2 separate regions of the Homo sapiens genome follow, and region 2 is linked to region 1. A link is an interaction called in ENCODE POLR2A ChIA-PET data of the cell type or tissue named here. Cell type or tissue: OCI-LY7. All regions are shown on one strand. Links, peaks and the distances in the headings refer to the core of each region. The heading gives the core; the rest is flanking DNA.

What was found. ChIA-PET counts read pairs that join two places held together with the same protein. Peaks named below come from ENCODE experiments on the same cell type or tissue, not always from the same donor. Only the 100,000 strongest peaks of a DNase experiment are listed, where the experiment ranks them.
Region 2: POLR2A ChIA-PET joins it to region 1 with 6 read pairs; 6 of 35 experiments call an interaction of 5 or more read pairs at or near these places.

Annotation. Positions count from the first base shown.
Region 1 is chr11:130,152,673-130,158,049 of GRCh38, reverse strand. No RefSeq gene overlaps it. Among named protein-coding and RNA genes, the nearest start is that of ST14, 4.4 kb to the left of the region's middle. In OCI-LY7, for the core only: no CTCF peak of the experiment used is centred there; DNase peaks (open chromatin) are centred at 1,759, 2,749, 3,319, 4,609 and 2 weaker places; H3K4me3 peaks cover 1,782 bases; H3K27ac peaks cover 3,934 bases.
Region 2 is chr11:130,058,457-130,063,833 of GRCh38, reverse strand. No RefSeq gene overlaps it. Among named protein-coding and RNA genes, the nearest start is that of APLP2, 8.7 kb to the left of the region's middle. In OCI-LY7, for the core only: no CTCF peak of the experiment used is centred there; no DNase peak of the experiment used is centred there.

The sequences.
Region 1 (5,377 bases), core at 88-5,087:
GCTGAGGGTTGTTTGTTATTGCTGCAAACCTCACGCTTCCTGACTGATATGCTACCTCCTCCCCAGGAGTTTCCTTCCCTCTCAACCAGAACTAGCTCTGTTTGTACCTCTCTCATGGAGCTCACCACCATTTCGTTGCATTTTCTGTCTGTGTCTTAACTGCCTTTGCACCCTCAAAGCCTAGCACAATGACTAACACAATATATTGGGTCAATTTAATTGAAAGAAGAATGAATCTGCTGCCTTCCATCACATAAAGCATTCCAAAGCTAAACAGAAAATATTTCTAAAAGGCTGGCACGTTGGCTTCCAGCACTTTGGGAGGCTGAGGTGGGTGGATCACCTGAGGTCAGGAGTTTGAAATCAGCCTAGCCAACATATAGTGAAACACCATCTCTACTAAAAATACAAAAATTAGCTGGACATGGTGGTGCATGCCTGTGGTCCCAGCTACTTGGGAAGCTGAGGCAGGAGAATTGCTTGAACCTGGGAAGTGGAGGTTGCAGTGAGCCGGGATCATGCCACTACACTCCAGCCTGGAGCGAGACTCCATCTCTCAAAAAAAAAAAAAAAAAAAGAAAAGAAAAAAAAGAAAAAGAAAATATATAAAAATAAATTTTCCTTTGGATTACCAATGGCACAGCATTCTTCAACTAGTGTGAGTGATGGAAAGTAAGCCAAATTCAATGTGACGTAAATGAGATGGTACTCCTGACACACAGACCTTCTGTGCTGCTGCAAACGCAGTGACTCACGTTGTCTCCCCACTTCCTAGGGCCTCATCTTTTATCTCGTAGAGCTGGGCGCTCAGCGTGATTTGGATGCCGTATGAATGCAATGCATTGACTGCTAGTGCAGATGAAGAGAAAGCGATGCAGGACAAGACCCTTCCCCTAGGATGGCTGCATGGGGATACCTTGCTGCATGCACCCTATGTGCACTCCTGGGTTGGAGGAGGCAGTGTAACCATATGTTATTCCATGAATCCCATTTGGTTTAATCCTCAAAAAATTATGAAATGTCAGTGCTTTTGTTCCTAAATGGTAAGTGAAGGAACCCAAGAGCAGACAGCCTCCAGAACAGGACCAGATTCTCACACTCACAAGGAACAAATCCAACTCAAGCCCAGATTTTGGCTTGAGGTCCGTGTCATTTCTCTGCTATAGAAAGAGTGACTCATGACCAAATGACCCAACCTTCACCACCCACTGTGCCTTCTCCACCACCCCCTCACTGGCCCTTCCCCGGCCCCAGCACTGCAAAGCTGTCATCGCTCCTCTCCAGGGAGCCATCCTCTTCCTGGTTCCAGGACTGCCTGCTGGGAAAGTTACATCTGTGTCCCTGGGACCCCCTCAAGGGCATGTCCAACAAGCCCCTATGTCCTTGTGGCCGGGACCACTTAGAAGGTGTGCAAATGTGGACCTGCCCACAGGCTAAAGGACACTGGCTGAAGCTGGTGACAATGTGGGAGACAGTAGGGCCATGTGAGGTAGGCCCAGCCCAAGTGTGAAACAGCCAGTGCTCTGGTACCATCCAAGGCGGGGAGACCAGAGCAGCTTGTGCCAGGCCTGCAGGCGACTCATGCTCCTTCAATAAAGAAGAAAAGTGCAAACAGCAAAGAGGTGTGGTAGAGGTTGAGAATGAACAGAATAAAGTCAAATGAACCGGTTATGGAGCTGGCATCCATAAATGTACCTAAACCTTCTGAAACAACAAGGTTTATATGAATTCGACACCTAGAACCACTTCTGCTTTTGTCTTGGCACAGCCCTCATGCTTCCCTGTCAAACATGCTTCATGGGGAAAATGCACTTTCTAAACGCCAGGTGTTTAGTATCCTTGAGGTAATGCTGCTTTTTCCTGCACGGTCCTTCCCACCCCATCCCCGATGACTTGGCCCCTTCCCCTTAGTGAGATCCAAATTCAGCTAAAGTTTCAAAGTGAATATGATTAACTTTCCCCAGAATTTAATAACTAATCTCTTCCGTCACTTAGGACTTATGGTATAGTGTATTTTGATCTTCCTGATACACATAAGAGCACTGAAAATGCTGTTTGGAGACAGTGAGCGAGGACAGTCTGTGGAGCTGATCAGTGTCCGTCAAGTAAGCTGTCTGCTACTGGGTCTCTTCACCGAGTTTAGAAACAAAAGCATACCATAATTTCTTTTTTTTATTTTATTTTCTTTTCTTTCTTTTTTTTTTTTTTTTTGAGACAGAGTTTTGCTCTTGTCACCCAGGCTAGAGTGTAATGGCACAATCTCGGATCTCGGCTCACTGCAACCTCCACCCAGGTTCAAGTGATTCTCCTGCCTCAGCCTTCCAAGTAGCTGGGATCACAGGTGCGTGCCACCACTCCCAGATAATTTTTGTATTTTTAGTAGAGATGGGGTTTCTCCATGTTGGCCAGGCTGGTCTTGAACTCCTGACCTCAGGTGATCCACCCGCCTTGGCCTCCCAAAGTGCTGGGATTACAGGTATGACCCACCACGCCCGGCCAGCATATCATAATTTCATGAGGATTAAACCAAATGGGTCTGATGTGATAGTTGATGGCTACGCTTCCTCCTGGCTCCTGCACTTCCATGAGCTGGTGCGGCACAGCGGTCCTAGGGGGAAGGGCTTGGCCTCTGCGTGGCTTCCTCTTCATCTGAATTTGCAGCTGATGCATTGCATATGGATAGCATTCAAATGCCAGCACTGAGCACTTCTGTGGGCAAGATGCTCATTCAGCTCTGAGATGAAAGACGACGCTCTAGCAGGCCAGGCTCTGTGGCAGGCACCTGTGGTTCCAGCTGCTCGGGAGGCTGAGGCAGGAAGATCTCTGAGCCCTGGAGTTCGAGGCCTCAGTGAGCTGTGATCACACCTGTGAATAGCCACTGTATTCCAGCCTGGGCAACATAAGTGAGACCCCATCTCTAAACAAAAGATGATGTTCTAGGAATATAGGGGAGAAGATGACCCCTCCTTTTGCAGCAGCAGAGCGGGTTTGTGTGCCACAAACACCCATTTGTTTATGCTACTCTGGATCCAGCTATCTTAGCAAAGGGCTTCCTCATCCATTTAGTCAACCAGTTCTAGAAGACATCACTGACCTCTCCTTTCCTTATCCCACCCACCCACAAACAACAAACACACAAACAAATCACCAATCAGTTGGTTCTACCTTTAAAACATGTTTGGAACCTGTCTAATTCTCCTTTTCCCTCCTGCTGTGTCCCTATTCCACGCCACCATCATCTCTCCTGTGGGCTACACACAGCCCTGCAAGCTCTCCTTCCTCTCTGCTCCACTCTAGGCCTTGTGGTTACAGAGAATGGTTTCCTCTCCAGGCGCAAAACTCCTGAAGGCATGGACCAGTGTCTGTTAGCATCCCCAGCATGCACTCAACCAGTCTTTGTTAAATTATTCAAAGACCACATGAATAAGGAAAAATGCAAGTAAATGTTTTCACAATTTTTTTTTTTTTGAGACGGAGTTTCGCTCTTGTTGCCCAAGCTGGAGTGCAATGGTGCAATCTCAGCTCACTGCAACTTCTGCCTCCCAGGTTCAAGCGATTCTCCTGCCTCAGCTTCCCAAGCAGCTGGGATTATAGGTGCCTGCCACCACGCCTGGCTAATTTTGTGTTTTTAGTAGAGACAGGGTTTCTCCATGTTGGTCAGGCTGGTCTCGAACTCCTGACCTCAGGTGATCCACCCACCTCGGCCTCCCAAAGTGCTGGGATTACAGGCGTAAGCCACCGTGCCGGGACTGTTGTCACAAATTTTTTTATTGTTAAATGTGGTGGAAATATAGAAATCAGCATAAAACAAATATACAGCTTACTGGATTATTATAAGGCAACTCCATAGAAGACCAGATGTGAGTCTGGGCGCAGTGGCTCACACCAAAACTACTAAAAACACAAAAAATTAGCTGGGTGTGGTGGCGAGTGCCTGTAATCCCAGCTACTCGGGAGACTGAGGTAGATAATTGCTTGAACCCAGGAGGCGGAGGTTGCAGTGAGCTGAGATCGCACCACTGCAGTCCAGCCTGGGCGACAGAGCGAGACTCCTTCTCAAAAAAAAAAAAGAAAAGAAAAGAAAACAGAAGACCAGATGTGAGAAGAGATAGAACCTTGCCAACCCTCATGCCAAGCCCTCCATGGGCCCATTCCCAAAACAATCCCTCCTCTCCCCAGTAAGAGTGACCACTCTACTGACATGGATGGTGGTTACTTTCTTGGTTTTTTGTTTTGCTTTGTTTGTTTGTTTGTTTTGAGACAGAGTCTTGCTCTGTCACCCAGGCTTGAGTGCAGTGGCGCGATCTCGGCTCACTGCAAGCTCCGCCTCCCAGGTTCACACCATTCTCCTGCCTCAGCCTCCTGAGTAGCTGGGACTACAGGCACCTGCCACCACGCATGGCTAATTTTTTGTATTTTTAGTAGAGACGGGGTTTCACCGTGTTAGCCAGGATGGTCTCGATCTCCTGACCTCGTGATCGGCCCACCTCGGCCTCTCAAAGTGCTGGGTGGGATTACAGGCATGAGCCACCGCACCCGGCTGTTTGTTTGTTTTTTGAGATGGTCTCTCTCTGTTGCCCAGGCTGGAGTGCAATGGCACAGTCACGGGCTCAATGCAGCCTCGACCTCTCAGGCTCAAGCAGTGCTCCCACCTCAGCCTCCAGAGTTACTGGGACCACAGGTGTGCGCCACCACGCCCAGCTAACTTTTTGGGGTTTTTTTTGGCCATCTTGTATAGAAAGATTTTTTTCTCCCTGTGGTAAGGGGTCTGGCCATGTGGCCCAGGCTGGTCTTGAACTCCTGGGCTCAAGCAATCCTCTCGCCTCAGCCTCTCAAAGCGCTGGGATTATAGGTGTGAGCCACCATGCCCATCTCCTTGTTTTTCTTTATATGGTTTTACAATCCAGGCTTGACTCTCTTTGCACCATAGTTTACTTTCTGCCTGCTTTTTGTTTTCAATGTCTTTTAGGTCATTTTAATTTTAATTTTTTTTTTTTTTTTTTTTGCGATGGAGTTTCGCTCTGTCACCCAGGCTGGAGCGCAGTGGTACAACCTCAGCTCACTGCAACCTCCACCTCCCGGGTTCAAGCAATTATCCTGCCTCAGCCTCCCAAGTAGCTGGGATTACATGCGCCCGCCACCATACCTGGCTAATTTTTTGTATTTTTAGTAGAGACGGGATTTCACCATGCTGGCCAGGCTGGTCTCGAACTTCTGACCTCGTGATTCGCCCGCCTAAGCCTCCCAAAGTGCTGGGATTACAGGTGTGAGCCACCGTGACTGGCCAATTTAAATTTAAATTTTATTTTATTTTATTTTATTTTATTTATTTTATTTTGAGATGGAGTTTGGCTCTATCACCCAAGCTGGAGTGCAA
Region 2 (5,377 bases), core at 215-5,214, 94 kb after region 1:
AAGTGGCTTGGAGGAAGGAGAGCTAACAAGTACAGTCTTGTCTCTTCCCAGAAGTTCCCCGTTGAAAGAGCAAAAACTAGGAGAGTAGCTCTTGTAGGGTATGGGTGGAGAACTTGGTTGTTGTTCCTGTTTGTCACTGATAAGGAGGCAGTGGTGGAAGGGAAAAAATTGAAAATGAAAGAGACCCAGTTGAGATTTGTAAAATGTGTATTAAACCCATTTTACAGATGAGAAAACTGAGGCTCAAAGAGGTTAAATAACTTGTCAATAGCCAAAACCAGTACTAGCAGAGAAGGAAACTGAATCCTGGTTTTACTGACTTAGAAATATATGGTCTCCTGATCACATCATGCTAACCAACTCCCTACCAAATATCGGAAAATATTAGTCTGATACAGCCCTCAATGGATGCATAAAAATGTTTCAATGGCTTGTCATTCCTTTTCCTTACATTTTCAGGCTGTGTGATAGTCTGTAAAGTCACATGCTTAATAATAAACAGAAGAGTCCTTATAAAAATGTATTTAGCTGTTGCATCTTTCTCTACTACTTAGAACACTTAAAAAAAATCAGCCTCAGGTTGAATTTTTTTTTTCTTCCCTTTTGTTTTGTTTTGTTTTGTTTTGTTTTGTTTTGTTTTGTTTTGTTTTGTTTTTGAGACAGGGTCTCACTCTGTTACCCAGGCTGGAGTGCAGTGGCACAATCATGGCTCACTGCAGCCTCTATTTTAGCAGGCTAAGGTGATCTTCCCACTTCAGTCTCCCAGGTAGCTGGGACTACAGGCATGTGCCACCATAGCCTGCTAATTTTTATATTTTTTGTAGAGAAGGGATTTTGCCATGTTGCCCAGGCTGGTCTCAAACTCCTGGGCTCAAGTGATCCACTGGCCTCGGCCTCCCAAAGTGCTAGGATTACAGGTGTAAGCCACCACACCAGCGCTTTTTTTTTTTTTTAACTTATTAGAGATGAGGTCTCACTATGTTGCCCAGGCTGGAGTGCTGTGGCTATCACTGGCATGATCATGACACAATACAGCCTCGAACTCCTTGGACTTCAGGGATCCTCCCGCTTCAGTCTCCTGAGTAGCTGGGATTACAGGCGCGTACCATCACACCCAGCTCTTTAGGGTGCTTCTGTGTTCTGTTTGCCGCTGATGCTGAGCAGGTGGAATCACTTCTCAGAGGGAAGCAATGCAGTTGCTTGAGGCAGAACAGGTTTAACCTTATATAATACACACGTTTACCACATTAATAGGTAATTAAGATTTAAATCGTTTATAAAGCCTTTCTTCTACCTCCTACTGATCTAGACTAAGGGTCTGCTTTTATCAAATAAGTCAAGTAGACAAAAATATCAAGTATTTAAAATCAATACAGGGTCCCCAGATTCGATGCCAAAGCAGGGCCTTGATATGGAAAAGAATCTGGTCCTAGAGTATGTTTTGTTTTCAAAGACAATATTAATTTAACTGATTACAATCCGGGTATGTGGGCATGTCTAAAATTAAATGCTACAAAAAAATCTTTAAACACCTTATGCGTATACTAAGTTTTGTTTTGGTGGTAAACTGGTTTACAGGCTTGAAAACAGGTTTTGCAAGTCCTAAAACTTACATAAGTCAGGTGCTCTCTTGAAGAGAAACAGTACGAGATTGCTTGGGGTCCTACCACAGCCTCGGAAGAAACTGGGGCAAAAGAGTGGCCTGGAAGCTTGCTCTGCATTAGCTCTGCAGAAAAACCACCTCTGGCTGCAAATCCCTCCTGCAGGAACTGTCCTCATATATAGCCCTGCCTAGTTAGCTTCCTTCATTTATTATTGTTCCTAAGTCTTATTTGTTTTTTGTTTTTTGAGACAGAGTTTTTCTTTGTTGCCCAGGCTGGAGTGCAGTGGCGCGATCTCGGCTCGCCGCAAGCCTCCCGGGTTCAAGCAGTTCTCCTTCCCCAGCCTCCCGAGTAGCTGAGATTACAGGCGCCTGCCATCATGCCTGGCTGATTTTTTATATTTTTGTAGAGATGGGGTTTCACCATGTTACCCGAGCTGGTCTCAAACTCCTGAGCTCAGGCAATCTGCCCATCTCAGCCTCCCAAAGTGCTGGAATTACAGGTGTGAGCCACCGCACCGCCCAGCCCTTAACCCTTATTTGAAAGAAACCATCTCATTCCCTGTACTTCAGTCGGTTTGTTCTCCCTCTGTGTTGTGGCTATTTTCTCATCTACCTGTAGTAATGCTACGTTGTTTGGTATTCTTGTTTGGTCCTTCTTTGAATAATTTCTTCTGCCTTCAGTGCAGAAAATACAAAATAATGGTGAAAAAAACCTCAGCGCTGGGAGCTGCTTATACTAAAAGTTCTTATCGTTGGTGATTTTTACATGGTACTTGCTTTTCAGAAAAGCTGATGTAAAACTGCTTTCTTGACATGCCCCACATCAGAGTTTGAAGGTATTTGTGTCATCTTTCTGCCTGGTGTGGAAGTCATTTACTACAATAGAAGGACAGAGAAGTTCACAGCTCCATTGGCTGGACATTTTGTCTTTTTATTGAACTAATCTTCATCACATAATTAAAGGTGGCTGTCATACCCCATTCTGCACACCCCCACTATCACCCGCAAAGTCTTTTCTTTCTTTCCTTTCTTTCCTTCCTTCCCCTTCCCCTTCCCTTTCCCTTTCCTTCCCCTTCCCCTTCTTCCTTCCTTCCTTCCTTCCTTCCTTCCTTCCTTCCTTCCTTCTTTCCTTCCTTCCTTCCTTCCTTCCTCTCTTTCTTTCTTTTTGACAGAGTCTTGCTCTGTTGCCCAGGCTAGAGTGCAGTGGTGTGATCTGGGCTCACTACAACCTCTGCCTCCCGGGTTCAAGTGATTCTTGTGCCGCAGCCTCCTGAGTAGCTGAGATTATAGCCACGCGCCACCACACCTGGCTAATTTTTGTATTTTTAGTAGAGATGGGGTTTCGCCATGTTGGACGGGTTGGTCTTGAACTCCTGACCTCAAGTGATCTGCCCACCTCGGCCTCCCAAAGTGCTGAGATTTATAGGCGTGAGCCACCAAGCCTGGCCATACAAAGTCTTTTCTTTAATAAACAGATTCACTTCTTTAACCATTTTACTTGTAATACTGTTTCCATTCTTACCATCCTTAGATCTCTGTATACATTCCAATTTACCAATCAGCCTCTAAAAGTATAGAATCCAAAACTGAACACAATATTTCACATACTAAACACAAACTACCCAGAAAATTCATTCTTTTTCTGGACAATGTGTATTTTATTAATAATGTAACCAACATTTCCTGATGAGATATCTACACCAAGTTCATGTAATAATAATTCATTAAAGAGTCAGATGTGGTAGCACTCCTGTAGCCTCAGCTACACAGGAGGCTGGAGTGAGAGGATCGCATGAGCTTAGGAATTTGAGGATTTGAGGCCAGCCTGGGCAACACAGCAGACCCTGTCTCTTAAAAAAAAATTAATTCAATATTTATTTGGCACCTACTATGTTCAATATACTTTGCTTGTGCTTCCTAATCTCAATTTAGTAAAGGCTCTTAGTTCAGCATTTAAAAGTGTTAGGATAACAGGGAAAACTTCTCAAAGGAAAACATGCTTTAACTGAGTTTGGAAAGGTGGGAGCCACCTGGACAAAGAAGGTGGCTGTGGCGAACAGGTGCTCAGCCAGGCAAAGGCATCTGTGTGGGTATTAACATGGAAGTAGCATGATGCCATATAAGAATGACGAGAGAGAAGAGGATTCCTAAGGGACAATGATTTTGTCCTTTAACTTGACAGCTATGGGATATCATCAGCTTTTTAGCAGGCATCTTAGAAAGACTAAGTGGAATAATGGATAAAATGCTTACATGTTTAGCTCAGCATACAGCATATAATAAGGGCTTGGTACAGGACAGTAGGTAGTTCTGGTTGGTTATTTATGGTTGCAGTGCAAGTTTAGGGAAAGAGAAGCTCATATTTGTATGACGCTTTTGAATTTTCAAATTTGTTTTGTGTCCATCATTTCCTTTCATATTTAAAAGAACCATGTAAAACTCACTTATTTCATTTCTAGGAATCCATCCTAGGAAAATAATCCAAATGAGAATAAATTATGGAAAAATGCTTATAAGATGTGTTAAAATTTCAGAAGTCATAGTAGGAATTGCATATGTGGAAAAATTTCTCTTATGCATTTAAAGTCGACTGAAAGAAAATGAACCAACATATTTTTTTCTGGATAATAGGATTATAAGTGATTGTTTTATTCTTTAAAAAATATTCCTATAATGGATATATGTTACGTTTATAACGGAGGGAGTAATCTTTCACTTTTCTTTTGTCTTTCTTGATCTTATCAACAATAACTTAGCCTGGGCAGCAAAGCAAGACCCGTCTCTACTAAAAATAAAAATAACAGCCAGGCACAGTGGTGCACACTCGTAGTCTCAGCTATTTGGGAGGCTGAGGTGGGAGGATCCCTTGAGTCTAGGAGTTCAAGGCTGCAGTGGCACGATGATGCCTGGGTGACAGACAAGAATCTGTCACAACAATAAATAAATAAATAAACAAATAAAACCTTGTTGCCGGGTGCAGTGGCTCACACCTGTAATCCCAGCATTTTGGGAGGCCGAGGCAGGTGGATTGCCTGAGGTCAGGAGTTCGAGACAGGTCTGGCCAACATGGTGAAACCCTGTCCCTACTAAAAATACAAAAAAAATTAGCCAGGCGTGGTGGTGTACACCTGTAATCCTAGCTACTTGGGCAGCTGAGGCAGGGGAATTGCTTGAACCAGGGAGGTGGAGGTTGCAGTGAGCTGTGATCACGCCACTGCACTCCAGCCTGGATGACAGAGTGAGACTCCATCTCAGAAAAAAAAAAAAAAAAAGACAGGGCAGTCATTATTGTCTTCATTTTGTAACAGTAACACTTTTATCGATGACAGTAACTATAACTCTCATTAGCACTCACTACATGCCACGCATTGTCCTAAGCGCCTTAGCAGATATTAACTCATTTAGAATGAATTAATGAGAATTATAGGGAGCACTTGTCTCATCAGGATGTTTTTGGCTGTAAATAATAGAAATGTCTACTCAACCTGATCGAAAGAAAAATAGTGTTTATTGACCCACACAACTGGAAAAGCCTAAAGGGGCAGGGATCAGGCATGGTTTCCGTCAGGACCTCAGCTCACGGCTCTGTGATGCTCTTGCTCCTCCTGGGAAAGCTTCACCTGCAGGCTGATGGCAGATCATTCACAATAGTTGCAGGTCTCATCCTACATCTGCACAGGAAATTATCCAGAAGAAAAAACAGCTTCTCGCCCAGCCTTCCCAACAGGAGTCCTGACATTCTCTGATTGAACAGGGTCACATACTCACCCCTGA